2 separate regions of the Mus musculus genome follow, and region 1 is linked to region 2. The links are chromatin loops, found by intact Hi-C in ENCODE. Cell type or tissue: heart. All regions are shown on one strand. Each heading gives the region's core, and the rest is flanking DNA. Links, peaks and the distances in the headings are about the cores only. Region 1 holds the start of Gm41584 (a long non-coding RNA gene). Region 2 holds the start of Vegfa (vascular endothelial growth factor A).

What was found. A loop is a pair of places that touch in the nucleus more often than their neighbours do. Peaks named below come from ENCODE experiments on the same cell type or tissue, not always from the same donor. Only the 100,000 strongest peaks of a DNase experiment are listed, where the experiment ranks them.
Region 1: a loop joins it to region 2, with 6 times the contacts of the local background. A loop is called at or near these places in 5 of 42 quality-filtered maps.

Annotation. Positions count from the first base shown.
Region 1 is chr17:45,880,649-45,896,221 of GRCm38, forward strand. Gm41584 (a long non-coding RNA gene) reads left to right here and starts at 4,662. Exons shown (of 2, transcript XR_876835.2): 1 at 4,662-6,937; 2 at 7,241-7,975. It overlaps 4930542M03Rik (RIKEN cDNA 4930542M03 gene), which reads right to left and starts at 804. Exons shown (of 2, transcript NR_152136.1): 1 at 566-804. RefSeq lists an enhancer at 5,044-7,084. In heart, for the core only: no CTCF peak of the experiment used is centred there; DNase peaks (open chromatin) are centred at 5,113, 5,893 and 9,033; H3K4me3 peaks cover 773 bases; H3K27ac peaks cover 3,285 bases; H3K27me3 peaks cover 2,780 bases.
Region 2 is chr17:46,020,825-46,036,397 of GRCm38, forward strand. It overlaps Vegfa (vascular endothelial growth factor A), which reads right to left and starts at 11,553. Exons shown (of 7, transcript NM_009505.4): 1 at 10,467-11,553; 2 at 7,527-7,575; 3 at 4,523-4,719; 4 at 3,620-3,696; 5 at 3,241-3,270; 6 at 167-298. The coding sequence starts at 11,066. In heart, for the core only: a CTCF peak has its summit at 7,026 (motif pointing left); DNase peaks (open chromatin) are centred at 6,827, 9,807, 10,027, 11,057 and 6 weaker places; H3K4me3 peaks cover 5,914 bases; H3K27ac peaks cover 6,323 bases.

The DNA of each region.
Region 1 (15,573 bases), core at 2,710-10,709, 140 kb before region 2:
TGCTCCCGGGAGAGGCAGCCAGGGTACTGCACAGAGAGGAGGTTTGGTGAGCATCTATCTGATGGTGGGGTGTGACCTTTCTTCATTCCAGTTCTCCAACTCCAAACAGGGAGTTGTTAAAGTCTGTGTCTTTTCTGAACACTAAGTTTCCATAGATCCATCTATCTGCCAGGCTCGGTCCAATAGCTGGAGGTGGGAGGTATGACCAGAAAACAACGGGCCAATAGCTGGAGGTGGGAGGTATGACCAGAAAACAACGGGCCAATAGCTGGAGGTGGGAGGGTACTACCAGAAAGCAACCGGCTTCTAAGAAATGGTTGGGCTGGATGCAAAGCCAGGGCCCAAAGCTAGTCTTCGGAATTCCCCTTTCTGACAACCAAATGAGAAAACAGTTCCTCCATTTCAGAGAATTGGTGCAAGCTTGTAACCTTTGCTTCTTGCACAGCAAAAGCTTGAGCCACGGGGTGGAGGTTTCCCAACTCTAGGACTCCTCAGTGTCTCCAGAGGCAAAACCTCAAATTCCTCCCAAAGAATAGGATCCTCTGAGAGTCCCCAAAATCCTTACCTTCATCCTGGCTCACTGCCTTCTGGGTTCTCATAGGACAAGGTAGGGTTAAGGAGCCTCTATAAATTGTGTCTCTTTGTAGAACAGCGGTTCTCAACCTTCCTAATGCTGCGACTCTTTAATACAGTTCCTCACGTGCGGTGACCCCCAACCTTAACATTTTTCATTGCTACTTCATAGCTGACATTTAGCCACTGTTATGAATCACACCGTAAATCTCTGATCTACAGGATATCTGATATGCAACCCCAATGGGGTCCCGACCCATAGGTTGAGAACCACTGTTCTAGAATCTCCTGGCCTACTGTTGGAGATTCCCGCGTCTGTAGCCAGGAGCAACAAGACACCAACCAGAGCCAAGGGCACACAGTATATTTCTTAACTGGATTTGGGATGACTAAGTACAGTGGGTGGTAAAGCCAGACGAGATGACTGACTGTCAGCTAGACATGTGGCCACCTGGTTAACAGGTTCAGATAGGGTCTTCCTGCTTCTGCTTGGTCTACACTACACTCTACTGTAGAGCACCTTGGGACAGAGGTCAACTCTGTTCTGACAGGGCCCTGTGTCCTTGCCCGGGGAACCTTTTCCCAGTCCCACAAAGTCCCTGGCTTCCACAGCAGAATTTCAGCTTTTGAAAAAGCCCAGCTTCAGGCCAGCCTACCCAACCATCCAGTTCTGGGTCTGGGGTAGGTGGAGATCACCTGTACCTACTCAGCTGGGAAGTAGGTTGACCCTGGGATCCACTGCCCCCCACCCCACCCTCCACCATATTAACTGCTTACCTCACTCCTGTGACAAAGTACCTAACGGAAACAGCTTAAGAAAGGAAGGGCTTATTTCTGCTCATCATTTTCTTATTATTTAGTGTGTGTGTGTGTGTGTGTGTGTGTGTGTGTGTGTGTGTGTGTGTGTAAGCTCCCACATACCACAGCCTGTGCAGGCAGGCTGATGTACCATAGTGCATACACTGTAAAGAGGCCAGGGGACAACTTGGGAGTCAGTTCTCTCCTTCTCTCTGTATGGAGACGCTGTCTCTCATTGGTTCTGCCATCCTGTGTACCGCAGGCTAACTGGCCGCTGAACTTCTGGACGGTTCCTGTGTCTCCCATCCCGCTCTGAGAGTGCCAGGGTTACAGATGCATGCCCCTCAGCTGGCTTTTGATATGGGTTCTGGGGACTGACCTCAGGTTTGACCTATCAAACCATCTCCCTGTCTCCTATTGGAGGATATGATCCATCTTGGCAGGGAGGCCAGAAACATGAGGTGGCTGGTCCACATTGCAGCAACAGTTAGGAAGCAGAGAGAGAGAGAGAGAGAGAGAGAGAGAGAGAGAGAGAGAGAGAGAGAGAGATGCTGGTACTCAGACGTCCCTCTCCTTTGGTTTCTATTCAGTCTAGGACCAAGGTCCACGGATGGTGCTGAGCACAGGGTGGGACTTTCTACGGCAACTAATTTGGCCCAGATACTCCCACACAGACACACCGCTGGGTAATTCTAATGTCAGTCAGGTTGACATTGATGAAAAGATACCACACTGTTGCACTTGAGATTACAGGCCCATCTCTAGAACTTTTGGAAGGGACAGGAAGGAAGCTGTCTTTGCTCTGGCTGACACCTGGCACCAGCTGATCCTGGCTGAGTAGCTTTTGAGGCCTTCCCGCCCTTGGACTCTCATTGTGTGTGGGAATGACTCTGGATACTAGGCTGTGCACAGCCCAGCAGTCAGTCAGCTCAGGCCAGACCTTTCTGTGAGGAAGAAACCAAACCAGAGAGGGCTGGACGCCAGAGCTAGAAGGACCAGAGCTAGGAGGAAGCACCCAGAGCTAGGAGGATCAGAGCTAGGAGGGAGCACCCAGAGCTAGGAGGACCAGAGCTAAGAGGGAGCACCCAGAGCTAGGAGGATCAGAGCTAGGAGGGAGCACCCAGAGCTAGGAGGACCAGAGCTAAGAGGGAGCACCCAGAGCTAGGAGGATCCAGAGCTAGGAGGATCCAGAGCTAGGAGGGAGCACCCAGATCTAGGAGGATCCAGAGCTAGGAGGGAGGACCCAGAACTAGGAGGACCCAGAACTAGAAGCACCCAGTATGTATAGTTTCGTTTTGGACACAGAACTCTCTTCATGAGACCTCATCCCCCTTTCCCTTAGATGGTGGTTCCCTGGGAGCAAGCTGTGTTCTCCCTGCCACACTGGCCCAGGAGCAAGACTGGAACCGTTGTCACCACCATCACCAGCTCCAGCCATAGAAAAGAACAATTTCTGTCTGTGCTGTTAGCATCTTAGAGGAACATCCTGACTCTCCTGAGAAGCTGGGTCAGGGACACCAAGTTATCCTCTTCCCTGCATCTCTGCCAGTCCTTACTCAACTAGGGATGGGGTAGTCCCAGGGCAGGCCCAGGGCTGGGGCTGTGATCAAAAGCCAGCTTGTCTCTGGGCTCTTCCATTTGTTTCTTTTCCATGTGGTTGTTCTTAAAAACCACCGTATGTTTGCGTGCCTACACACACACACACACACACACACACACACACACACACCATACACTGCTCACACACCACTCACACACACATACACACACACACACACACACCATACACTGCTCACACACCACTCGCACACACACACACATACACACACACCATACACTGCTCACACACCACACACACACACACACACACACACACACACACACATCATATACCGCTCACACATGAGATGAGTATTTGGATGTCAATGGACAGGGCGTGGGCATTCAAAGGCTCCTTTTCATTGTCCACTTGACTAGATGTGGAATCACCTAGGTGTCTGTGAGGCTGTTCCCAGGGAGGTTCACGTGAGGTAGAAGACCCTTCCTGAAAGTGGGTGGCACCATCAGGTGGGCTGGGACCCTTGGATTGAAATAAAAGGACAAAGGAAAAATCAAACTGAGCCTCAGCATGTTCTTCCCTCCACTTCTTAGTCTGCCTAGACTTGAGGAACCTGGTGACTTGTTCCTGCTGCCTTGACTTCAGCCACGCCCCCTTAGGATAGACTCCGCCCCATCAAACCACGAAGGGGGAAAAACAAAACAAACAAACCAAAACACGAACCTTTCTTCCCATACACTGCTTTTTGTATTTGGTCCCATTGATGAGAAAAGCCATGGGGACATGTGCCTCTCTCCTCTAGCCCTCCCCCCCCCCTCCCTGCAGTCTTACCCCTCCCAAAGCCACCCCAGTGATTGCTCCCCTCCTTCATGCCCACAGAGGACAGCACCCAGCTGCCCACTGTCAGGCACAGAGGATAAAAATACCCAGTGGAAAAATACATGGCTCCGGGTCAAACATTAACCTGTGGGGACTGGTGTGCCAGCCCCAGGTCCCCTCTCAGGCTACCTGACTACCAACACACAGCTGGCAGAAATGTCCCTCCCTCTAGCCATCACCGAAATCCTCAGGTACACACCACCTGTTTCTGACTCGAGGAGTTTAGAGATAGCTGATTCCTTAGGCGACACCCCACCCCCACCCCAGTCCCACTCCTGGTGCGGGTGGGTACCACCAGCCCACAGAGTTTGGTGGAAAAAGAGACTCTCACTCTTTAAACCCTCACCTTTCTTACTCTCTAGCCCTCCTTCTCTCCCTCTCTCCTTATCTCCTCCCCCCCCCACATGGCCATGGTGGGCCTCTCTCTTTCTACCTTCTCTTCTTCTCCCTGCCTTTCTACAATAAAGCTCTAAAACCATGAGAGAGAGAGAGAGACACAGAGAGAGACAGAGAGAAACAGAGAGAGACAGACAGAGAGAGACTCTCCTCTCTCTTTTCAGACTTGGGACAATCTCCCCTTCCATCCCCTTTCCCCAAGAGACAGAGTCTCATGTAGCTCAGGCTAGCCTTCAAGCTGCTATACAGCCAAGAGTGGCCTTGAACTTGTGACCCTCCTGCCTCCACCTCGAGAACGGTGAGATTACAAGTGTGTTCCACCTTGCCTGGTTTATTCAATGCCAGGGGTCGAGCCCAGGGGTTTGGGTATACTAGGCAAACCCTGTGCTAACTGAGTTACATTCTCAGACCTACCCATAATAATACTTCCACGGGGCCAGATTCCCCAGCTCCCTCAGGGGAGAATCCTGGCCCACAGCTTCTCTGTGGCTGCAGAGCTGAGCTCACTTAGAATCTGGAGGGAAGGAAGACTGGAAGGAAGGGGTGAAGGAAGAAGGAAGGGCTGATGGAGAGAGGGATGGCAGGCAAAAGGCAGGAGAGAGGACAGGCTCTCACTTGCTAGATGGCCACCCAAAAGAGCTACCGGGAAGACAGAGACAAGAGGTGCAAACCTGGGACCAGCAGTTTGCCCTGCATGCCTGTCTCTGGTATTGTCCAGGACTAGGGAGGCCAGAGGGTGAGTACTGCTCCCGTGGGCCCTCAGGACCTAGTTCCCTACGGCTCCCCAACAGTTATTGGCTGGGAGGCCCGGCCCCGCCTCCTCTTCCCACACCTGCGAGGGCCAGGGCTTAACAATTCTAGGAAATGTCTGCCCTGTACATTTGAGCCGGGGCCAAATGCTCCGTCTTCCATCAAGGAAGTTTGACTGTACACCTCACAAAGAAGAAGGTCCATGTGGACACACACCTGCCTGTTCCTCTTGCCGGTGTGTGTGAGAGGGGTGGGGGTGGGGGGTGACAGATACCTGAAGCCCCGAAGTGTCTCCAGGGCCAGGGGAGACCTCCTGACCTCTGTGATGCCTACAGCAGCCACCCAGGGTCTGCTAGAGGTCTAAACATTAACTTCTAATGGGAAGTGGACGGCTTAAGAGCAGGTCATCAAGGGCCACCTGGCTCCCGGGCTGCCAAGTGTTGGGCTGGCTCCTGGGTTTAGAGTCCAGCGCTGGACGGAGCAGAGAAGCCGGGAACCCAGAATCTCAGAAGCAGTGAGACCATCTTATACACAGGAACTCCCACCCTGGTCTTCCATCGGGGCTCCCGAGGCCGTTTCTCACCGCACCAGGAAGGACATCTGGAGGCAGCGCCCAAAGGCCTGGTTCAGGCAGGCTACCCAGAGAACCCCGTGCGTTCTGGGAGTCCCCTGTTTAAAGTCAAATTCTGACCTTTTGTCGTTTCCCTATCTGTAAATGGAAGTGCTCGCACAGTACAGGATGGGGTACTCTTTAAGGAGCTGTTGCTTGGGGCTTGCTGGCCTCGTCACTTTGTAGCGCAGCAGTCATCGATGCCCATTTCCGCGTTTGGATTTGGTCCCTAGGGATCTGAGCTGGAGGTTCAAGGCTCCAGGCATGTGTTGCTTCCCTCGGCTTCAACACGTACGGGTCTTCCCCTCCCCGCCCCAACGGGCAGAGCCACATCCCGGCTTCCCTCATTATCACACTGACATTTGTTTTGGCTCTCGCAGCAATGACCTGTTGAAACGAACAAAGGCTGAGGAGGGAAGACCAAGAATAGGATGGCCAGGAGCCCAGCTGTGGAGAGAGCCGCAGGCAGAGGTGTTGGTCCGTGCCCTGACCTCAGGCCGGAGGGACAAAGCTGCCGGGGCAGGGAGGTGGGTGTGAGGTGGAGGTCAGGACAGGGCTCCTCCAGCTGCGGGGGCAGGGAGGAGGGAGGCTTGCATCTGGATGCCATCTGGATCAGAGCAAACACCCAGGGGCCACTCAGGGAAACGCTTGAGAGCAAATCAAACCCTGCCTGAAATCACCACCAAGCCCTTGAATCGAATGTCTGAATGTCTGAGGAGGAGGAATGTGTGGGGGTGGGGAACCACAGCTGGGAAGAGGACAGGGAGGGGAAGCCTAGGGCCCTCCCCAACTCTGTAGACACACCCCTCAGGAGGGGGTGAAGAACAGGGGAGGGGGTGTCCCAAACATGTAGAGAGTCTGCTTTGCCAAAGAATTTTGGGTATCTGAACCCTTTGTCAGACGCTGGCCCCTTTAGGGCTGCTGGTCTTCAGGTCAATGGCTGTTCACCCTGACAGAACACCTGTGGTGTGATAATCCCAGAGACTCATGTGGTCCAACCCGTGTGGGTAGTCCGGAGTCTGACAGACTGGGTTTGATTCCTTATTTTGTCCAAAAGGGGCATTCCCGAAGGCCAGCTTGCTTGGACCACCCATTCTTGTATCTTTGAACTGTAATCTTGCAGCCTCTTGGAGCCCCTGGAAGCACTCATGGCCAGTGTCAAACTTGGGGCAAGGCAATGGCTTGTAGGAGACCCTCAAATCTTTGTGGTCTGGGGACCATACCTTCTTGGCCTATAGCAAGCAGTTACTGACCTAGCCCTTGCTTTTAACACCTCAAGAGAGGAGACAGGACATACTCACCCCAAGGTCACCAGAGACCTGCAGAATCCAGACATACTGACTTTCCCATCACCTCCCCACAGTCCAAGCCAGGTAGGTACCCTGCAGTATGGGCACATGTGTGCAAAGATGTAGGTGTCTGTGTGTGCTACATGGATGTATACATGTATGTTTGTTTATGTAGGTTAGCGTGTGTTCATTTGCATGGTTTATGTCTGTGCAAGTGTGTTCGTGAATGAAAATTTTGAAATGAAATTTCTTGTGTGAAATATACGTGCACATGTGTGATTGTATTTGCAAGTAGTATGCAAATATGACTTGCATAGCTATGTATGTATACGTATAGATTTATGTACATATCCATGCTTTTTAAAATCTATCTTTAACTGCATGTAGATATATGTGTGAAGGGGTCTGTGGATACCTGAAGAGGCCAGAGACGTCCAGCCCCTTCGAGCTGAAACTACAGATGGTTGTGAACAACTTGATGTGGAACTTGGGTCCTGTGCAAAAGAAGCAAGCACTCTGACCCGCTGACTTGGCCTTTCTGAGCCTCCATGGGCCCAGCCGGACCCGCACCTGCTGAGCTATGTGTTACCTGCCACATAAGGCCTGGAAGCCTGGGAAGTCTGAGAGTGAGCAGGCTGCCTCACAGGAGGCCTGGTGAGTTCCATTTGCTTCTAGAATTGCAGAGGAACATGGCCCAGGTCAGCCTTCCCTAAGCAATCTCTACAAAAAGACAAAGTAGAACCAGGAACACAGAGAAGATGAAGACCGACCAAGAGGAGATGGTCCAGGGACCAGGAGAGGTCAGATGAGTACAGACCGTCTACCTAGGGCAAAACTTGTTCCTGAACTGTAAGTCACTTCCCTTGCTTGTGCCTCGGCTCCTCATCTGGAAAATGGGATCATACCATCACACACCTCAGAAGGCTACTGTAAAGTTTGAAACACATCGTTACCGAGAAAAGGCTTTGTGCTTCAAACTACAAAGCGCTCCACAGATGTTAGCTGCTACTGTTTTCATAAAGCGAGAGTCACCGAGATACCTTTAAATACACGGAAAATTATGATCAGCAACTCCAGGGAGAATGAAAGGTATGCAAAGGAAATAAAAAGAAGGAGCCTGGCTACCGGCATTCCCTGGTCACCTGTCATTCCTCTCTCCCTAGGATGACCTGGGGAGGGGGCTGAAGGAATGCAGTGCATGTAAGCTATGGGCAGGAACATCGTGTGTGTGTGGGTGGGGGGTTGTCAGAACAGCATAAGGAAGTCTGTTTCTGCTGCTTAATTGCTTAATCGACACTGATGTGTTTGCAAGGAACCTTCTGGACCCTACTAAGGATAACGGAATGATAAAGACTAAGAGAAACAACACAGTCATTCGGTGTATCAGGGAGAGAATTGAGCCTCAGCGCCCAGATACCAACGAGCTTTTTCAGTGAGCTTCAAGGCTGGAGCCGGCAGCTTCAGGCTCTTTCTCAGAGACCACACATTCTACGGGATCCTAGAATGAGGAGAGGGGCTTCTTCCAACTCCTGCTTAGCCCAGGGATGGTTTGAAGGAAGGGTTGGAGCAAGACCTGACAGCCCGCTCTGGGTTTTAGAGGAGCAGGGCTGGGGATCATGGTGGTTGTAACTGCCCTACTAGTTCCCTCCCTCCCCCCAACCCCCCCCCCCCCAGAGAATCGGCTCTGTGCTCATCAGTTTAAAGGAACGGCTGAGAAGACATCTGAATGTTGTTAACCAAATGCACATGGAACTCAAATGCATCGCTGTTAAAAAATCTTCCCATGTTCTAACTCCTCTCCAGTCTAACTCTCACAGCAGCCTATTTTGATGTCCATAGTAAGTTAATCGGAGCTCATAGAAGTTAAGCAAAACTGCCCAAAGTCACACAGCAGGTCCAGAGCTGGACCCGGGCAGCCTGACCCTTACAGTTCTGTCCCGATTGCTGATCTCTCAGGGAGGCCACAGAAGCAGAGTGGGAAAGGAGCCGACATTCCTGGCTTTAGAGGGGCTACAGGAAGGGGACAAACGACAGAGGAAGCAGCTGGCATCTAGGCCAAGCTAGATGGCCTTGACAGACATGGCCAGGGGGAGACTGGGTTCCCAGAGAGGCCGGGATTATCGGGCAAGGCATCCCTGCCAGTGCCCTAGCAACCAAGCTCTGTTTTGGCTGCCCGTGCCTGTGCCTGGCCAGGTGGTTGGTAGGGCAAGGCAGAGGCGGAGCCAGGGCCACAAGGCCTTGAGATGCCGAACTGCTGACTTCAGTTCTCAAATCAGTCTGAAGCCAAGCCTGCTCCCCAGTTCCCAGCAGGAGCATACCTGCCTGCCTGCCTGTCACCGTTCTGAATCATGTCTGTCACTCCAGAAGCGTTCCTGAGAGCTCAGAGGGAGGTAAAAACTGGGTCTGTGTCCAGGATATTGAGGTTGGAATCCTGTCATCTCTCAGTGGTGTGACCTTATATGAATGGCTCAACAGCTCCGCGACTCAGTTTCCTCTTTGTGAATGAAGGTTATAACAGCACGATTATCAGGGTTGTGAGGATTGAGTGACTTCATATCTATAAAGTACCTGTCCTGGTCAGCTTGACACAGCCTAGAGTCTCCTGAGAGAAAAGTGTTGATTAAATAATAACCTAGATCAGATTGTTAGTCAAAGCACTGGAGCCTGGCCCACCATGGGTGGCACCATCCTTATGCAATTAGTCCTGGGCTGAATATAAGAAAACTACTGTGGTTCCCCATGCCTTTAATCCCAGCACTAGGAAGGCAGAAGCAGGTAGATCTCTGAGGACAACTTGGTCTACAGAGTGGGTTCCAGGATCACCAGGGGTACACAGGAGGAGGGGTGGGGAGGGGGAGAGAGATGGGGAGGAAGAGGAGGAAGAAGAAGAGAGGAGGGAGAAGAGGAGGAAGAGAGGAGGAAGAAGAGGAGGAAGAAGAAGAAGAAGAGGAGGAAGAGGAGGAGAAAAGCAGAAGAGGAAGAGAAGGGGGAGGAAGAAGATAAGAAGAAGATGATGTCAACAGAGAAGAGAAAAAGAAAAAACGAAAGGATAAGCAAACAAGCAAGCAAGCTAGCTAGCTAAGCGTGAACCTGTGAGTAAACAGGCCCACAAGCAGCCATCCTCTGTGGTTTCTGCCTTTGAGTTTCTGCTCGAATTCAGCTCTAACTCCCCTCAATGATGGGTGTAACCTGGGCATATAAGCCAAACCCATTCTCTTCTCTCTTAAGGTCCTAGTATTTGTCATAGCAGCAGAGAGTAGGCTAGAACAGTGCTTGGTCTGATTTATATGCTTAGTTCATCTGTCTGTCTCTGGGTTGTATCACTGGGGACACTAGAGATACGACACTGAAGTATGTACCCCTTACTGGTCTCCAGCAGTGGTATCAAGAGGAGTGAGAGCTGCCTATTGAACCTCATGTGGTTGTCAGTTTATAGAAGGGATGCAAAGAAATTACTACTGAACAAGACATCATTATGACCTTGAGTACCCAATAATGACCACTGGTTAAACAGAAAGCTAGACCTTTGGTGATGGCCTTAGACAGTGGGGGCTGATGTGCCTTCTACTTTCCCTTCAGTAAGGGAGAGCATTGACAACCCCAAGTAAGGGCTAGAACATGGGGACTGGGAGAGAAGGAGGAACCAGGGCAGTGTGGAGGCAACCCCCTCCAGGACAGGGACTGTGAGAGTGTGAGCCATGTCTTCATGTAAAGCCACACAGGGAGGTCCTTTGCTTTTTTGTCATCCTTCAAACTGATTTAGACACCCTGCCGTTTTACTAACCTCATTGCCAGATGCACTTTCTAGCCTGTAGTGGTATGCTACATCAGTTACTTGTCTCATTGCTAGGTCAGAATACCCTGACGAAAGCAACTTAGTAGGGGGGTGGGGAGCTTAGTTTACCAATGTGGGGAGAGCGTAGTGCCTGGTGAGGCAGCTGCTACAATGTATCTATAGTCGGGAAGCAGGGAATGACATGAACGTGAAAGCCGGTGCTCAGCTCTCTGACTCCCTCTATTCAGAGACCTCTCAGTCCATGGGCTGGTACCACCTACAGTATAGATGGAGCCAGTGACTTGTCTTTTCAATGCTTCTAGTGTAGTGGTTCTCACCCCATGGGTCACAACCTCTCTGGGGTAGGGGTATAGAACAACCCTCCCACAGGGGTCGCCTAAGGCTATTGGAAAACAGATGCTTACATTATGATTCACAACAGTAGTAAAGTTACTGTTATGAAGTAGCCATAAAAATAATTTGATGGTTGGGGGAGGGCTCACCCCAACATGAGGAACTGTCTTAAAGGGTCCCAGACTTAGATAAGTTGAGAATCACTGCCATGGAGCCTATTAAGGTAACACTTAAATTAGCCATCACACATGGCTTTCTGTGACTTGACTCCTTGATGGCATGGGTGACAGTATTGCTGATGACAGCAATGATATATATATATGTCTGTCTCATGAATCCCTGAGTAGTCTAGGATCTTCCTCAGGCCGTGACCTCCTTGTCACTGGGGAGATTCTTGCCCTGTCCTCTTGACCTACATATGGTCAGGTATACCATCTGACCTTTTCCATAATCCAAAGTGTGTCTCTCACACCACCCCCGTGCCTTTATTCATGCTGTGGAAATTTACTGAACATCTATTTGATACCAGGCACCATCCTCGACCTTCCTGTGCGATAGGAGAAGTTCTCCTGTACAGATGACCCAGGCATGGTGGCACATCACTGTAATCTTAGGCAACCAAGAAGCTGATGTTGGAGTTTGCTGTGAAAACGTGGGGATCTGAGCGCAGATGCCCTAGCACCATGTGATAAGCTCGGGACCGAGGCACACATCTGTAACCCCAGTCCTGGGGGAGTTGATTTGTAGAACTCACTAGACATCTAGCCTTGCTAAACTGGTGAGTTTCTGGTTCAGTGAGAGACCTTGCTTCAAGGAAAGCTATGGTGGGAGACGTCTATCTTAGTTAAGGTTTCTATGACTGTGAAAAAACGCCACGCCCAATAGCAACTTGTGGAAGGAAAGGTTTATTCCAGGATGAAAACTTTCAGGTCATTCCATCACTGAGAGAAGTCAGCCCAGGGACTGGAGCCGCAGATTGAAGCAAGAGCCTTGGAGAGAGGGGTGCAGCTCACTGGCTTGCTCCTCATGGTTTGCTGAGCCTGCTTTCGTACAGCACCAGAACCACTGGCCCAGGGGTGGTGCTGTCTGCAGTGAGCCGGGCCCCTCCCTATCAATCATCAATCAAGAAAAGGGTCCTATAAGCTTGCCCATTGGCCAACCTGGTGGGGGCATTTTCTCTATCGAGGGTCTCTTTTGCAAAATGACTCCAGCATGTGTTAAGTTGACACAAACCTAGTAGGTACAGCCTCCCATCATCAGCCTCTGGACTCCTCATACACTCATGTACAAATGCATATACCACACAGATACACAACACACACACATACACACACACACACACACACACACACACACACACACACACACACACACTAATAAGGACGGAAAGAAGGGAACAGGGTTTGAGAGGTTAATGAAAGACCTAAAAGCTAGAATTAGAAACTAGAAGCCAAATTGTACAACTCCAGAACCTAGGACATTGGCTAATTTCTCTTCCACTCTCCCTGCTGCGTTGCTAATGAGACTGACATTAGCCAGAACATTCACTGTGCACTCCCCAAGGGCCAGACATCACTTTCAGAGCTTCACGCATCCCAACTCCTTCCGTCCTCACGATGGAGCATACCAGCTTGCCCCAGGCCACACAGCTAAGTGTAATGGAGCCAGGCCCAGAACCCAGGCGGTGTGGCTATAGACAGATTTCCTCATGCTGGCCAGCTCCCAAAGAGCCAATGCTAAGGTTTCACACAGAGAAACCCTCTGCACTTCTGCAAAAGTAAAGCAGAGCCCGGAGCTACAGCCAAACTGAAAACAAGCTCGGAAAATGTTGGAGGCCACCCTGATGTCTAAGGAGCAATAGCAACGGAGACCTGGCTGACCTTAGAGGACACAGGTGCTGGGGCCTGAATGGAGGAAAGCAAGAAGCAGATCCTGGTGTCAGTGAAGAGAGCCTAGAGTGGGTGTGACCTGTAGCTGCCATGGGTCTCAGCACAGGCCTGAGCCCTCTTGTACTGCTAGCTAGCACCAGGGCTAGCACTCAAGACATTTAGATCCTTGGGGAGAATTAAAAAGGGGCATCCCACACTGATCCAGCCGCCAGAACTGAGACCTGTACTAGCTGCAGAATCAATCCAAACGAGACCAGAGTGGGTCCTGGTTCCAGGAAGCTACGAATCAGGGACTCTGGTCTCCTCCTGGGATCCCTGCTAACACAATCTCCCAGGCTTGATTGACTGTTGGATGCTGACTCATAGGAAGTTTGGCACGGGCTCCTGGAAACTATACTTCTGTTAATTTAAAATGTATTTTTAGGGCTGGAGAGATGGCTCAGCACTATTTTCACAGGCCTGAAAACCTGAGTTCAGTCCCCAGAAACCAAGCGAAAAGCCAAATGAATCAGCTCCCATCTATAATCCCAGCACTCAAGCCAAACCAGGTGTGTGTGTGTGTGTGTTGCGGGGGAGCTATGGTGAGAGACAGGAGAATTGCCTGATGTACACAGTACAGACAATAATTACAAGAGAACTCCTGACCCGATAAGGTGGAAGGAAGAACTGAGCCCCTAAGGTTGTGTGACCTCTACACGTCCATGCTGTGGCATCTGCCTGGAACACAATAAGCACCATCCAATACAGATTAGTTTTTATATGTTTTTTGTAAAAGAAGTAAAGTTTAAAAAGAAGGCCAGCTTGTGGTTGGAGACCACAGTGTACAACATGCCTCCCTCTTGGCCTGGATCCCTCCTGGAGTCCCTCCCAAGGGTAGAGCCTCTTGCCTTCCTCTTGGAGATGCTCTGGATAGAGCTCTAGCCTGACGGGCCGGCCTATGTTGTTTCCCCTGACTTTTTAGCCCAGCCAGCATTGTTTTTAAGCAACTCAGCATATCTGCACCTTCTTCCGAGATGGAAGCTCTAGATTCAGATCTTAGCTGACTTTGGAGGGTCTGAATGACCTTGGTCAAGATCCCATGACTTCCCCAGGCTCCAACCCTCAGCTTTCTTACACAGAGAGGCAGATATGAACGGCAAACACCAAAACCTGAGTCTGGACACCCACCCCTCCCCCGCCCACAGCACTCTAAATGAAAGGCCTAGCACAGTGACTGCTGGGCATCGTGAGACAGGAAGACCCCTAGAGCTTGCCTGCCAGTCAGCAACAAGGGAAGCCAAATCAGTGGGCTCCAGGGTCAGGGAAAGACTCTGTCTCAAGAAGTAGGTGGAGAGCAATAAAGTGTCCACATGCAAGCATGCATGCGCGTGCGCACACACAGGGACATGAACACATCCAAGAAGTGACTGCCGCTCTGTGCCTCCTCAGAGAGGATAATAACGAAGAGAGGGTAGGACACAACAGAGCGCTGGAACTCGGGAACTATGGGAAAGGCTGTTACAGCACCCACAGACAGCACTGCTGGAGGCTAACCTCTGCCAGCTCAGCACTGAGAAAAACCACTGGAGCTGCCCCCCCTCCCCCAACCCCACAGCAGGAGAGCTCCATAGCAGAAGTGACAGCCTGATGCAATGCCTTCTGGAACTTTCGAGCTCTGGGAAATTGTGCATGGCTATGTATACTGAATGCCGACAGGGGATAGTCCAGGGAGTTGGGCCAATATGGCAGACACTGGCTTTGCAGGGTAACTTACTGCTTGTCGGGAAGGCTGGGGTCATCAAGGCTGCTATCAGGTTTGATGTTTCCGCTTGATGGGAACTGGGGCTCCCTGGGGCACACACCCCCTAAACAGATTTGGGGGAATTACCTTTTTAGTACTAAAACTAGCTAGAGAAAAAAATTGAATGGAATACCACCACCCCACCCCCAAAAATAGTTGAGGGAGATTTGCATTGGACACGAGCTTATGTCCCATCTCAATGACTCTAGGCATGTGTGGTTTCCTATGCCTGAAAGGAAGCCATATGTCCGTTAGGAAACCAGCCCAGGAAGATGCGTGGTGGCCCCTGGTTGTAATCCCAGCCCTGAGAAGACAGAGGCAGGAGTTCACTAGCCTGAGAGACCGAGTCGACAAAAAGCATCATGGGAAAGATTTGTCACATAGTAATCACCCTCTAAGTTCATTGTTTTTTTTTCCCCACCTCCACCAAATAGTGGGTAAGGGTTTTCACTCTATTAGCAAATGAATTTATAGTCCTTGCTTTTCAGGGGTTGCCTGAAGTAGGAGTGGTTTGTTAAGATTGTGTGTGTGTGTGTGTGTGTGTGTGTGTGTGTGTGTGTGTGTGTTGAGAATAAAATTGGACACTAACTAACTGAGCAAAAAAAAAAAATTTTTTTTTAGCTTCTATGAGATTACCAGGTCTGGCCTTGGGCCCTGGGGTGGAATCAGCAAGAAGGCAGGCCAGAGTCCCTGCTCCCAAGTAGTGGGAATTCTGGTATATTGTTCTAGAAGTAAACCCTTTGGTCTGAGAAGCCAACTTTGGACACCCAAACAGGCCCCTTTGCTAGCCGTACTTTATAAGACAGGCCATGATATCCCAGTCCTCAGAAAAGCGCAGCCTGTCTGACACCAGGACTCCCTCTCCCCTGAGCCTATGAGCCCCAGTCTGGTTCTGACCTGAAAGTCCCCCATAAGATGAGTG
Region 2 (15,573 bases), core at 3,489-11,488:
GCCCCAGCAGGAGAGAAGGTAGCAGTCACCACGCAGGCAGCTAGAAGCCGAGCAAGCAGTTGGCCCCTCACAAGTGTGCTCTCTCTGTCTCTCTCTTTTTCCCTCTCTCTCTCTCCCGTGTCTGTGATGCCCCTCTCTGACTCTTGCTTGCCCTCTGGAGACCAACCTGCAAGTACGTTCGTTTAACTCAAGCTGCCTCGCCTTGCAACGCGAGTCTGTGTTTTTGCAGGAACATTTACACGTCTGCGGATCTTGGACAAACAAATGCTTTCTCCGCTCTGAACAAGGCTCACAGTGACTGCAAAAAGGCAAAAGGAAAGACATCTAAGCTAGAGAGTCAGCAGAGAGAGAGAGAGAGTCCCATGCAACACCCCCTAATGTGTCCACCACGGCTTCCCCACCCAGCTCGTCGGCCCCTAGGCCCTTTCCACATTCTGGAAAGATCCGAGCACTCTAGCAGAAGACAGAGAGAGTGGCAAAGAGACGCAGCGCTGGCAGGACATGTGCCTGCAGGAAGAGGAGGGCACAGGCAGGCAGAGTGCAGGGGGAGGGTAAGCTTCCATGAGGGACAGTGCTGTGCCCCACGAAGACATGGGCCTATCTGGGGCCACAGGGCCCCCACAACTGCTGTGCCCACAACACACCTTGACTCTTCACCTGCTGGGGACAGTGATAAGTGACCCAGGAGACCACCAGGGTACCTTCTCCCTGGAAAAGGGCCTCTGCCCAGACCCTCCACCAAGGGAGAGGGCCAGCAGAAGGTAATCCAAGTCCAGTGGCACTGTCCACCAGCCAGGCCTCCAGAGCCCACAACAGCCTATAAGCAGAGGAAGAGGCCACCGTAGGAGACCTCTGTGGGTGATTTCTGTTGGGCTGGATAGGGAGGGCTTTCCCATCCTGGAGCCTCAAACCCAGGGGTCAAAGCATTTCCAACAGACGAGGACGGGCTACCGCACAGCCCGCTCAAGCTCCAACTTCAGCCCACCACAGTCCACTTCCCACCAACAGACCCCTCAACTCATTCCACGTTGCCCTCCACACCACCCCTACCCTCCAGACATGTGCAAGAGTCTAGAGCAGTGGAAACCAGTTGGATGAGAGGGCCCTGATGCCCAGTGCCCATGCCAACAACGGCCCCGCCACCAATGCCCAGTGGGTGAGAGAAAGTCGGTGCCCAGCCAAGCCAGAGTCCCCTCCCTGAGTTGAGTGTTCCGTATCTACTCACCTTCCACCCACCCCAACCCAACCCTGGGCCAACAATGCCACCACCAAGTCTACCCATTGGTGCCATTAGTGGGGTGAGTGAGAGAGAGAGAGACTGAGGCAGGGCAAGAGCCAGAGGGGAGGTAGGGGTGGGGCAGGGGTGGGGTGGGCAGGGTTAGAGGAGCTGCAGGCGATTGTCTGGAGACCAGGAAGGCTCCAAGGAATTAGACAGCAGCGGCACCAACGTACACGCTCCAGGATTTAAACCGGGATTTCTTGCGCTTTCGTTTTTGACCCTTTCCCTTTCCTCGAACTGATTTTCTGGAAAATATAAAAACAGAAACAGACAGGAAGAGAACGAGAGGGAAGAGAAGAGAGGAGCAATGAAGAAGACAGAGGCAGGAGCAGGAGACCCAAAACTACCCTAGTCACTTCCTGGAGCAGCCTCTAGGTCAAACCTCAGTCACGGGTGAGCAGAGACAGCGTGAACCTTCCTCCTCACTTTGCCCACAGTAGGGTGGTAATCCCAGCCCTAGGCAGGGCTTTGAGTGATTAGCAGAAACTGTGAAAGGCACAGCTTCTAGGCTTCATGTGGTCCCTGGTCTCAGGCAGGGCGCAAAGCCATAAGGGCAAGCCACAACGGTTAGACCCTGAAGGTCAGGAGGCAATAGACTGTCTAAGGCAGACTTTAATGAGAAAGGGTTAGAAGTGGGCTGTGCTTCAGACTATCTGCCTTGACTTCCAAGTGTGAGAGTAGGAGTCCCTCTGGGAGCCCTGCCTCATAGCATCCTTGGTGGGAAGGGGCAGTTGCTTGAGCGATGGCATATAAGCCAGGGCAGGAGATGGGGCACCAGTTATGGAGCAGTCATCTAGGATAGGCAGTGGGAGTGGCTGTCATCAGAGCCCAGCACTGATGGTGGGGCCAGGGGAAGAGGAACAGTGTAGTATGGGTGTGTGATTAGGGGGCCAGAGGCTCTTTTTTCTAGAAGCCAAAGCCTGCAGCTAGACTCTCTTCCGAGCTCGGGCGAGCCCTACCACTCTTCCTATGGGCAAAGCAGACATCTAGGGAACAGCTGGGAGGGACAAGCTACAGCTTGCCACCCTCCAGGGAACCAGCACTCTCTAGGCCTGCCAAGTCCCAGAAAAGATATGGCAGCCTGTCTATCACGGGGAAAGCGAGACAGGAAGAAGGGACCTGGGGAGAAGAAGGCAGGTCTGTCCTGCTTGGGAGAAAGCACTGCAAGCATAGAAGGAGAAAGCTCTCCACACAGGGCCACTCGCCTGGAGCCTGCCCTGCTCTCTCTCACTGATAAACTCCAGGACCATTGCTCTAGTAGATACAGTAGTCGTGGAACCTGGGGGCTTAGGGGAAGGCATGAGGACTTCACATCCACCAAATGGTAGGGCAGACAGAAAGGGGCGTGGGGTGGGGTTGGGGGAAAGGATGGGGGTGCTCTCTCTCAGTCGCTCCTTCACTGCACGTTTAGACCCCAGCAATGTCAGCCACCCTCCCGTCCTAAACTGACCTTCCCCGGCCATCAACAGGAAGCCTCAGAAAATGACTACCACTCCACTTTTCTTCCCTCACTAAGAGAGCTGGGTCTGCTACCTGCCACAGCCCTACGGAAAGGCATACACACACAACCAAGAAATCTCCTGGGACCTAAAAAACCTGGATGGCCACAGTCACCACCCAACAAGGCCCAGGCTACGTCCATCCCCTGATACACAGAAACTGCCCTGTGGCACCCACTCGCTCTCCTGCACTCTGCTGTGGACGCTAGTGTTCATAGCACACTCCACCACAACGCTGAGTGCTGGCCGGGAGGGACCTGAGCCCTGAAGGGCAGCCTCTTCTTCAGGCTGGGTTTACTTCATCGCTCTAGAGCCATAAGCTTAAAGCTGACTCCAGCCCACTTCGGTCACCATACTACCCACCCAACCAATGCCACTGAGGCCAACAGAGCACCCAAGAGAGGAAGCAAGAAGCCCTGAACAGAGACAATTGGAAAGAAATGCTAGCACGTGGCCACTTACTTTTCTGGCTTTGTTCTGTCTTTCTTTGGTCTGCAGTGGGTAGAGAAAGGAGGAGAAAACAAGACACAGAGGAGTTAGGGTGATGATAACAACAATTTGGTAATAATTTTACACGACGTTTCTGATTTAGCAATGCTCTCTTAATCTTTTTGCATAACAACAACATGGGGCCCTATAATGCCGTGGAAGGGCACACTGAATTGTTGTGCCCATATTCCAGAGACGGGGAACAGCAGCACACTGGGGTCCATCACCACCACCACCCACAGAAGCTCACACAGCTAGCTGGAAGGTGGACCCACACTAACACATGTAACACGCTCAGCTCTGCAGCCAGGCATCAGCTGTGTGCCACCTGAGTGTGAAGCTCTGGCCTCACCTGCATTCACATCTGCTGTGCTGTAGGAAGCTCATCTCTCCTATGTGCTGGCTTTGGTGAGGTTTGATCCGCATGATCTGTAGAGGGAGGGAGCAGATCACAGTGGTTAGTGACCCAGCCAGCCATACCCCTATGGGACACCCCGGGGCTCCTGCCATTTAGCACCCAGGGGTTCTACTGAGCAGGGATAGGTGGTGGAGATAGGAGGACCAGGGCTCTAACAGAAAAGAACCTCAGGTCACTCCAACTCCCCCAACCCTGCTGGCCTCAAGGGGCTCTTGCTCCTCTTGAGAGCAGACAGCTGCAAGGGTTGGCCAGGCTGGGAATTCAGGTCCTGGATTCTTACCACCCCCATCCCTTCCCCTCCTGCACCCCTCCCAAGCTTCACCCTGACCCCCTAAATGCTACCTAAGAGCTACCCATCCAGCCTGTTGCTGAGCTTCCTCCCACTCTCCACCCCGTCTGGGCCCAGATCCACCCACTAGGCAACAGCACCTCAAGACTGGCTTTTAACTCTGCATAGACCAGTCCCTCCCGTCCAGCTTCCCCAATAGAACCCTCGAGTGAGGATTGGGGGAGCATTTGGGTTCTCCCAGAGAAAGAGAAGAACACTTGTTGCAGGCAGCGGCCCCCCTGTCGAGCCCAGGGAGCAAAGGTCACGAAAGCAGATGGTCAAATCGTGGAGAGCTTCGGCAGGGAAGTACAGAGCGCAGAGCAGACATCTTCTTCCCAAAGGTAGCAAAGAAGCCCCAGCCTCGTCTTCTCACCCTCAACCCCAATTTAGCTCCTCCTACCAAAAGTTTCCCAGGCAGAGGCCCAGACAACCTTCTAATGCCCCTCCTTGTACCACTGTCCTCCTGCCCCCCCTGCCCCCGCCCCGTCCCCTGTGCCGCAGGTGCCCACCTGCATGGTGATGTTGCTCTCTGACGTGGGCACGCACTCCAGGGCTTCATCGTTACAGCAGCCTGCACAGCGCATCAGCGGCACACAGGACGGCTTGAAGATGTACTCTATCTCGTCGGGGTACTCCTGGAAGATGTCCACCAGGGTCTCAATCGGACGGCAGTAGCTTCGCTGGTAGACATCCATGAACTTGATCACTGTGTGGGAGGGACACCAGGCAGGATGGTCAGCCTCTATCGCCACCCAGATTTGTGAGACCACTCCTTACAGCTCCACACCAAACAAGTGTTTCTAAAGCTCAAAGTGAAGTCCCTCCCTCATTTCTAGGTCCAGATCCAGGGGAGGTGGCCCTGCCGCATCTAACTCCATTCCTCATTGTCACAGCAAGTTCCTACCAACTATGGCTCCAGATGACAGCCTGAGTCTGGGTACACCTGCTTTCTGCTTTATGGCCAGACCACCAACCAGGCCAACAGCCACTCATCAAATACACACTGGACACCGGGGACAGCTATGTATATACACTCTTCCCCATGTTCCCACTAAGCACAACCAGGAACCCATTTTATAAATGGAGATCTAGAGACTCAGAGAAACACCACCATTCATCCCAGAGGCCACAATACTAGTAAGAACTAGTTAGAAGGAGCTATGTTGGCTATGCCTTCTGACACTGATATCATGCACAGACACAGAAGCTTCGAGAGACACCTGCCAGTCCCCCCCTCCCCAGACTTCTGCCCAAGACAAATCAGCAGGTGGCAGTGGGCAGGCACACCAACCAATGCAGGTCCTGGCAGCACTAAGAACCCCGCCCAAGAGGGCAAACTGTTTGCATCATGGAAAGAGCAGGAGCTGCCTCCGTACGACGCATTTTTAGAAGCTGATCTAGAAGACGACAGGAGAGACCATTTCCCTGTCAGATTCTGAGGTACATGAGACAGGAAGGTGTACTTGAGGGCCAGGGGGCGGGAACTAGAGAGTACAGGACTTCTTTGGAACACCAAATGGTGGCTCAGCCTGCCAGTTTTGGTCACACCCCACCGAAGCCTGTCCATGAAGTGAGAAAAGGACCACAGGCCCACACAGGGGCCCAAGTTCTGTTAGCAGTTGGAATGACCTTGGGCCTGTCCCTCCAGTCTCCAGGCCTCTATCGGTAGAAGCAGGTTAGCCTGACCTCTAAAGACACTTCAGGGAGCAGGAAGGTGGTGGCGCTCTGACTCTTTGCTGGCCCTGAAAACAGCTCTTCTTTTCTCATTCCAGGTCACAAAGTTTGGAATGTCACCAAAGGCATTTTAAGTGCATGCTCCGGAGACTACACACCCCCACCCTCCCAACCTGAGGACACAGCCAAACCTCCCTTTACTCTTCAAAGTTTGGTTTGTTTGTTTGTTTGTTTGTTTGTTTCCAGAAAGGTAAAGAAGATGGAAGCCAGGTGTATGATAGGTTGTCTGGTGAGAAACGGGGGCACAGAAGAAAAGATGGAGCAATGGCCACAGATGTCAAACAGGGAAAGGGGTGGGGGGAACTTAAGCCACCACCCCTGTACTCTGCTCAAGGGCTCTCTTTTCTATCTGGACAAATAAGCAAAGGACTCTTGTCTACCCTCAAAGGGTTAACATAAAACACAGCCAAAAAAAAAAAAATGTCCATGAGATCAGATCTGAAAAATTCTTCTCAAGGAAAGTCTATATTGAAGACGACTAACCCAGAATTTTTTTTTTAACTAACCCTTCATCATGGCTGGGACAGAGGTGGCCCAGGCTAGTTAGAGGAGCGATATGACAGAGCAATGAATGGAGGTGGGAGCTCTGTGTAAAAAGACCTAAGATGAGAATCCTTTCCAAAAACTTCTTAGAGTCCCCAAGGTCCATAGGAAGTGGAGGAAGTGACTTGGCCAGTACCCACGGGAGCCTGGCCCCTGCCCCAAAGAACACTGTCCTGCTGCTCGGGCGTGTGCACACATACACTTCAGCATCGGGCTTTCGTGGTTTTCCTTATTTATAGCAGACAAGCTCTTCTCCATCAAACAAAGACCATTTGTCTTGCCTCTCCCAGACCACAGAGCCCACTAGGAAGCAGAAGGGGGTGGGTAGCACTTTGGAAGTAGGGGCCTGTCAGTGGCCGGGGCCAGGGAGTGGCAGAGAGCCAGGCCCTGGGCCAGAGAAAGAGCTCCTGGGGGAGGAGGCAAAACCGGCTGGACATCACCAGCTTTCCTTGGCTGCTGGTTCCTCCAGCCACAGTGGATTTGGGTCAGGGAAACTAGCCTGGAGAAAGACCCCAGGGCCTTCCTAACTCTGAGGAAGGACACTTGGGGAGTGGCATCCGGCTGGAGCAGAGGCCACACTCAGTGCTGGGGAGAGCCAGGGCGTCCCCAGAGAAATGGGAGGATCCCGGTACTCCAAACCACACTGGAACAAAAGGCAGGCGGACTCAGGGTTGGGCAGGGGGGCGGGGCGGCTGAGAGCTATAGCCGGCCCTCTGCTGGTCCTGCAGGGAAGTTCACAGCACCCAAACGCTGTCTATGGAAGCTGCCACACTGGAAAGCCAGGACTGGGGAGTCCTGTTAGGATATCCTTCTGTCCTGCCCCAGCCTCATACCTCCACCTCACACAGGAAGGGTCACAGCCCCTTCGGGTGGGCCATGGGTGGGTAGGAAGTGGCACTGAACATTTATCTTCCCCTGAGAGAAGGGGGTACAAGAGACACCTCCCAGAACATCTGGAAACCCTGAACGCTGCCGCCTTCCTTCCTCCACGGCTGTGCTCACAGCAAGCTTTCCAGATAAAATTTCACTAGAAAACCTATTAGAGAAAGCAACAAGTCCTGTTTCTAGCAGAAAGCAGAACAGAAGACATCTTAAGAAACACAAGGGTTAAGTTCAACAGTACCCATGCCTCCTATTCCTGTGCCCCAACCCCCCCCCCATCTGAAAAAGAGGAGTGGGGCTTATCCTTGCACTCCACTGAGACAACAGGGATCCATTAAAGAGCATGAGACTCACCTTCATGGGACTTCTGCTCTCCTTCTGTCGTGGGTGCAGCCTGGGACCACTGAGGACAAAGCAAAGAGTAAAGACCGTTGACAGGGACAGAGGCAGCCACGGGGCGTCCAAGGCCTGACCACTGAATCCCTTGATGTCTTCTTGTCTCTCTCTCCCAACCCCCAGCTCCCAGCCTCCCCACCCCCCACCCCCAGGCTTCTGAGTCACACAGGGTCAGGACCATGTAAGTGGTCCCTGCAGGTCCAGAGCATACCCACTACTCTGGACGGCGTCAATTCTGAACCCATGGAAGTTAAAGACTAACCAGGCGCTAGGGAGCTCACAGTGTAGGAGGAAAATACCAGAATCCTGCTTTACTCAGGCCCCCAGTCCCGTTCCAATCTTGCCCTCTCTCTTTTCCCACTGCCCCCGATTCCCTGGTCCAAAGCCATGGGTAAGTATTAAGGTCAAATAGGAGGACAAATTTGGACTGGGGCAGGAAGGAAGGACTGGGGGCGAGAAAAACAACGTGGTGACCTTCTCCTGCTGACATGACAAATACCAGGGAGCTCGTGTTGAAGAGGGAGGGGTGCAGAGGACCGAAGGGCACCAACTACCCTCCCCCATCCCAACTCTCCCCAGGCCTCGGGAATATTCGGCATACCCACAGGTTGCTCAAGGGGTGATTAGCTGGGAGGAAGCCCCTAAGGGAGAGTCCAAGTTCCCTCCCACCCCATCTGCCCAGGGCCTGACTGCAGCTCCCAAGCTTGGCTAGCCTCCCCCTCCCACATCTCCAAGCCTCTCACCTGGACTGGGCACTTGGCTCGAAGGTAACCAAGGAAGCTTTCTCCTCAGTATTGCCCAGCCCGCAGGGGGTCCTCCAACCCTCCTCATCCCCACCAGCTCCTTTCTCCCCTCCCCAGAAGCTGTGAAGGTCACCAAGAAGGCCTTGTGGGCCTGACAGTGGAAGCAAGCCAAGGCTTCCAGGCAGGCCTTCCTGAGGGTCTCCTGTTGCCACCTTCCTCAACCAACCTGGACCTCCAACTGCCCCAGAAGGACCAACTCCCACCCTTGGTCTGTCTCTGTCCCCTAAGAGCAGTTCATCCAGGGACCCTCAGTCTTGCCACCAGGGCCAAGGTCAGAGGTGACCCTTCTCAAGAGATAGCTTCCCCATTCCAGCTGCCTCAGGTTGGCCCTGGATTCTGCACTGTAGGCCCTCACTACCCCCTCAATAGCCCCATGACATTCTCCTTATTCTTCTGTCTAGCCCCCCGTGGAGAAAGGGAACAGAAACTTTGAACCCCTTCCCAGATGGGGAGGTTCTAAGGCAGGGACTGGCCAGGTGTCCTTCTCTGGGGGCCTCTGAAGGTCACACTGTGGCCAAGCACTCCTATCCTCCTCCCCACATGGAGGCCCAGAACCAAGGCCTTTGTGCCAGGGTCTGGGGAACTCTGGATGGTGGCAGGGACACCTGCCCTTCTCCTTCCTTCTGCCTCCTTTCCAAGAAGGCTCTACAACTGAAGCTTCGTGGAAATAAGCATGAAAGGACCCTTTGGTAGGCAAGTTGGGTGGGCAAGTTCGCAGTTAAACCACCTGCTCTCTGGGCATCGGGCTTTGCCAGGACAAAGTGTGTGAGAGATACTGACTGACAAGGGATCCTGCCAAAGGTATGGGAAAGGGCTGGTTCCAGGCTGCCCCTGTCAGAGCAAATATCAAGTCATGTTTCCAAAGGGGGGGTGGGGGTGGGAAATGGGGTGATGTCAGTCCACCCTTCGTTGATCCACCCCCCCCCCCGCAAAAAAAAAAAAAAACCTGAAGCACAGCTGTGAGGGGAGGAGGGAGCACACCTTCACCAACTCAAAACTTAGGTCAGCGTTTCCACAAAGAACCCGAGGGTGGGCCTCAGCACCCCCACGCCTGACAGTCACCGTCCTTTTCCTGGACCCTGGGTCCAGGAAAGGTCCGATGAGTCTTCGCAAAGAAAAGGAAAATATAAAAGGGTGGGAAGGGCTTCTCTTTTTACACCAGGCAGGAAATGGGGAAAAGGGGGAAGGGGCGTCGGGAAATTCTTCCTAGCGCGAGGCACGGGTAGAAGTTGGGAACGGAGGAAAGAGGTATGGGAGTTTCTCCGGGTCCCGGAGCTGGGGATACCTCCAGAGGTCACCTTCCTCGCGGAGGGCCGGTGGGGGGAGGGGCGCCGCTCGTCGCCCGGGTCTCCGGGCTCCGGCAGCCGCGGCTCCGGGAACACGAGGCCGGCCAGGCCCGGGCTGATGTAATCGGCTCTGCGCCGCGCGCGCCCGGCCAGGCGGGGGAGGGCGGGCACCGCGCGGGACGCGAGCGGGGACGGGAGGGGGTGGCGCGGTGCAGGTGGCCCAACAAGCTAGAGCGGTGGGAGAGGGTCCCCGCAGCAATCCATCCTAAAACTTTCCCCAAACTCACTGCAAGGGCCTCAGAGACCCAAACGGCAGTGACAGCAAAGCCCCCTCGGTCGCCCGCGCCCTGCCCCCTCCACGATCTCTGCCCTCCCCGGGTCCAAGGTCCGAGCACCCCCAGGCATGCCCGCTGGGCTCCGGACTCCCGCCCCCTTTGCCCGGACTTCCAGTTCTCCGGGGACCCGCGACCCGGAGCAAACTTCTGCCGCCAGCCTCGGCACAAGCCCAGCCCCCTCAGCCTCCTCCTCTGGCTCCCGCCCTCCGCTGCTCGGCCCAGATCGTACGTGCGGTGACTCTGGTGGGTGGGCAGGGCCCGCGTGGGCGGCGAGACGATCCTGGCGCCCTCCCACCTAGCGCGCACCCCCTCCCCCTCCACGTACGACGACAGAGGGGGACGCCTCGCGCCCGGTGCCCAAGGACCCGCGTGGGGCACGAAGCCCCCCACGCGCGCGCTCGCACGCACGCACGTCCCCAAGCGGGAGAGGCGCTCGCCACGGCCCGGCGACAGCAGACGGGCACGACCGCTTACCTTGGCATGGTGGAGGTACAGCAGTAAAGCCAGGGTCCAGTGCACCCAAGAGAGCAGAAAGTTCATGGTTTCGGAGGCCCGTCCGGGGCCGGCGCGGCTCGCGCTCCCTCTCCGGCTCGGACTGCGAGGCAGCCCGCTCTCTTGCGCGCCTTGGCGGGCTCCTCTCCCTTCTGGAACCGAGGCCCGGGCCGGGGCCTGGGGCGCGCGCGCGGCTGGAGCACTGTCTGCGCACACGGCCGCCTCACCCGTCCATGAGCTCGGCTCCTGAGAGCCGAGCGCCCACTGCGGCCCCCTCTCCTCTTCCTTCTCTTCCTCCCCTCTCTTCTCGGGCCCCGGCTTCTCCAGGCCCGAGCTAGCACTTCTCCCAGCTCCGATCGGTTTGTCTCCTGCGGCGCAGACCACGGCTACTACGGAGCGAGAAGAGCCCAGAAGTTGGACGAAAAGTTTCCGTGCAATCCCGCGAGCCCCGACCCCCTCCACCCCGCCTCCGGGCGCGGGCTTCGGTTCCTCGCGGCTCGCCGCCGCGTCCACCGTCGGCAGCCCGCCGGCGAGGAGGTGGGCGCTGGGGCTGGGGGCGGTGTCTGTCTGTCTGTCCGTCAGCGCGACTGGTCCGATGCAAGATCCCAAGGGGGAGGGCTCACGCCGCGCTCTGGCGGTCACCCCCAAAAGCAGGTCAGTCACTTTGCCCCTGTCCCTCTCTCTGTTCGCTCGCCAGCGCGCTCTCTCTGACCGGTCTCTCTCTCTCTTCCTTGACTTCTCTCTGGAGCTCTTGATACCTCTTTCGTCTGCTGATTTCCACAATCCGAAGTGATTTGAGGGAGTGAAGAACCAACCTCCTCAAACCGTTGGCACGATTTAAGAGGGGAATAGGAAGCAAAAATAAATTAAAGCGTAAAACAATACAGTTTAAGAAAAAAAAATTAAGAGGTTTGAATATCAAATCCCAGAGCACAGACTCCCGGGCTGGTGAGTCCGCTGAATAGTCTGCCTTGTCGCTGCGTCTCGCGACAGAGCTCCGCTGCCGCCGCTCAGCTCGCCCCCAGTGCCGCGGCCTCGCTGCAGCTCGGCTGCCCCAAGCCTCTGCGCTTCTCACCGGTAACAGCGGTGGAAGAAAAAGAGGAAATCTAGCTCCACCCCCAAGCCCCGCCCAGACCCGCCCCGGGGAGCGGTCTGGTGGAGCCAGGCACCGCCTTTCGGGGAGCCCCTAGGCCACTACCGCGAAATGGAAAGCTAAACCCCTTACCAGGGTCCACGGCCTCAAAATTATCTGTGCACCCCTTCAAACTGGGCTCAGGAACACACTGGGAATCCCAGAGTATTGGGAATCAGGGGAGACAGGAGAGTGAGGTTATATGCGGACAGGGTCTAAGAACAATTCCCTTTCCCAGGAATATAGGAGAAAGTAGGGGTTGGAAGGCGGAGAGCTGGCAGGGACGTATGAGGATAGGGACAACTAGAGTGACCCCTGGCTTTCTCCCCCACCTCACAAACACACTACACACACACACACATGCATGCACGCACTCACATTGACACACGCGTCCTCCCTCACGCAGACTCGGCTCGCCCAAGTTCACGATCTCCCCGTGATGGCCGAGCGCCCCCTAGTGACTACATTATGCACACCCCAACTCTTGCTCAAATGGCACGGGTCTTGGAAAGGGGGTGAGAGTTGATTCTTGAGTGCGGCAGACTTTGAGCTCCCAAATAATTGCGTGTTTCTGACATACACACACACCCAAAAAGTTGCGTGTTTGACCTCGGAAGCATAACTCTAGGTTTATATGTGGGGAGGGGGTTACGGGGGGGGGGGAGTATGCTTATCTGAGCCCTTGTCTGATCTGCAGTCATCAGGAGCTAGGGCCCTGGGGTGAATGGGATCCTCTGGGAAGTTTCCAGAGAGGCTTCTCTGGAGAGAATTTGGCACCAAATTTGTGGCACTGAGAACGGGAAGTGGAGTTCTGGAGTTAGTCAGTGGCGGGGAGTGAGACGACCTGTGGAAACCCACGTATGCACTGTGTAGTCTGGCAGAGCCCTGAAGGAGAGACAGCTGGGCAGACAGAGGCCCTTGTTCCTCCTGATCTCTCTCTCTCACACACACACACACACACACACAGAGATGTTGCCAGGGAACTGAAGCCAGGGTGCCAATGGGGGCAGAAGCGGGCCAGGCCGGCATGGTGATTCAAACCTACCCTAGCATTCAGAAAGGTAGGTAGGCCAGCTGCCCAGCGCTGCCGCCAACCCTCGGAAGGGTGGGAGTAGAGGCTCCCTCAGTTCTAGCCTAGGCTTACGGTTCATCTTCTAAACAGAATTCAGGGGTGTACTCTGTCCTCCCATTCTCCCTAAAACCCTTGGCTATTTCTCTATGCTTGCACACTTAGCCCGTGTGGCTCTGTCCCCTCTCTTTCTACTAAGTCCCCTTCTCCATGTCCTCAGTGTCTTCCTTAAGAGCTCTCCAAAACCCCCACCTCTAACCCACCCTTGGATATAGGAACCAGCCTGGAAAAATTCCTGGTTGGGCTTTGGCCCAGCTGCTCCTAGGCTCCCCTGGGAACAAGAGGGGGCTCCGATACCTGTGGGAAGAGAGGGACCAACCAGTCCCAGCCCTCACCCAGATCTGCTGGACTTCTGAGAAAGAGAACTCAACAATCTTCCTATTGCCCCCCCCCCCAGTGTAATCCACTATCTCCATCCCTCTGCACACAGTACTGAAGCTGGGTGGGTGCTGGCACCTCTTGGGCACCCCAATTCCAATGGAGCAGTAGTATGAGGATCTTATGAGGAAGGGAGCTGGCTCCTCACGCTATCCCTTCCTGCCCATCATTACTAGTCCCGAGTCCCCTCCTGGATGGCTCTCTTGTAGCAGGGAAAGTAGTAGTTAGTAAATGTTTGCTGGTCCAGAGCCCTCCTGTGGGTTTCCTCACCTGATCCTGATCCCTGCTCTAAGCAACTAAGAGGAGTCAGAAAGGAAAGCCACCAAATGTCTCACGTGTCTGTCTCTAACCGCAAGAACACCAAATGTAGCTCCCTGTCAGGGGGCCCCTGTCTCTCATCGTGGCATAACAGAGGCTGTAGACACTGAAGGCTCCCAAAGCGCTGCCCTTCTCATCTCCACCTCCTCCAGCTGTGATTCTCAACCCTCAACCCTTTGGAGGGACTGTCCAACAACCCTTTCACAGGGGTCGCATATCAGATGGCCTGCATGTCAGAGAGTTACATTATGATCCATAATAGTAACAAAATTACAGTTATGAAGTAGCAACAAAAATATTTTTATGTTGCCTGTGGGGGGGGGCTGGGGGGGTCACCACAACATGAGGAACTGTACTAAAGGGTCTCAGCATTAGGAAGGCTGAGAACCACAGTTCTGTGGTCTTGGGAAAGGCCACGGGCCTACAGAAGAGGGACTCAGTAAAGGATTCTGAGGTTTGGAGCAAAATGAAGAGACTTTGAGGGGAATCAGCTCTTCTCGACTTCACGGCTTTAGACTCCTCCTCCTATCCTGAGATAGCCATGATATGTATATGTATAGTATATGTATATATACATGTAGTATATGTGTATATATATGTATAAGGTGTTCCCAGATGAGCCTGTACAGGGAGCCAGAGCAGTGACGCTGCACATTTCCCTCTCCAAAGCACTAAAGCCATGCAAAGACTGAAACTTGGCCTGAAGGGTTTGGAGTAACCCGGATCAGGGTAGGGATGGGCCAACTACCTCCGTCATGCATTTTAGAGACACAATCTGAAGCTGGGTCAGAGGAAGGGTCACTTCTGGATTCCATACAAGCTGCACATTGCCTCCAACACATTCCACAATGGTGTCATCCGTACACTGATATGGACCTAGTAAGTGTCACTTAATGAAACCTCAGGGAATCTAGAAAGAAGAGGGGAAGTGACAAGTATCCCACTATTCCTGCTCTTCCTGGGGGCTCATTTCCCAGAATAGATTCTATTCAGCGTCTCTCCCCCAGGTCACTGCAGGACAGGAGACATGGGAGTGTAGTGGGCCTGGCAGACATGAAATATTCTAAACAGATCCCTGTGTCTCTCAACCTATTTAAACAGTGTACCCCCAAAGAAATGGGGGTTCCCCCTGTCGATCTCATGCTGGCTAACGCAAGTCAGACCAACCAGGATGAATCTTTTCCTGGCATCATGGGGCTCTAGGGAGCAATCCACTAGGTGGTTGGTTAGTCAGTGACATCTTCAGAGAATCTTGTTCAGAGACAGGGAGGAGATTGTCAGAACTGAAATAAAGTCAGGTTGGGCATGGGAATGCTCATCTGGAATCCCCAACACTCAGGAGATTCATAAAATAAGCAGAACCTAGGCTTCACGTTGAAACCTTTCTCAAACCAGGGGCGTGGGGCAGCCATGTCAGCCCTTTCAAAGTAAAGGCCAAAAAAATCGATCTTTCCTCCTCCTCCTCCTCCTCCTCATCTTCTTCTTCCTCCTCTTCCTCCTCTTCCTCTTCCTTCTCGTCATTTTTCTTATCTTTTAATAGTATACCAAAGGCAATGTGGGGGGGAAAAGTCTTTCAGCATTAGCCAGCAAAGCAGCCATATTGGCTGGCCCAAAATGCTTCCTGCATGAAGTGGCATGGGGCACAGACTCCCTAGCGGTTGCCACATTCCTCGGGCAAGCTCTGATTTGGGCAGGACCCTGTTTTCCCACAGTGTGGAAGAGACTTCCCGTCTGCAGGTGAGCAAAAGGCTAAAGTGATGGGCTACATAACTGCTAGGAGCAGGTGACGCCATCCTGAAGGACCTGACACGTTCAGTTGGGTTTTGGGGGAGAAGCAGGAGTTTCAGGAATTTAGCCATTGGGGTGAACTGGGGAGAAGAGACAAGGGATTTCTAGAGATTTCTGTAAGGCTGCCTCCCAGGTCCTCTTCTGGGTCTGAGGATAAAGACTTAGAGGGTAGGCCCAGCTGAGGGATTGTTTTAAGGAACATCCTAGACAGAGCCCAGGGGACAATACTGTTCTGTCAGGGGTAAGTTCCACGCTGCTTTCTTGGCAGTCCCCTACCAGGAAGGAAGTAATACGTCCCCAGAGAGTGTTTTAAAAAAAACCATCCAGACAGTAGAGGTAGGTCT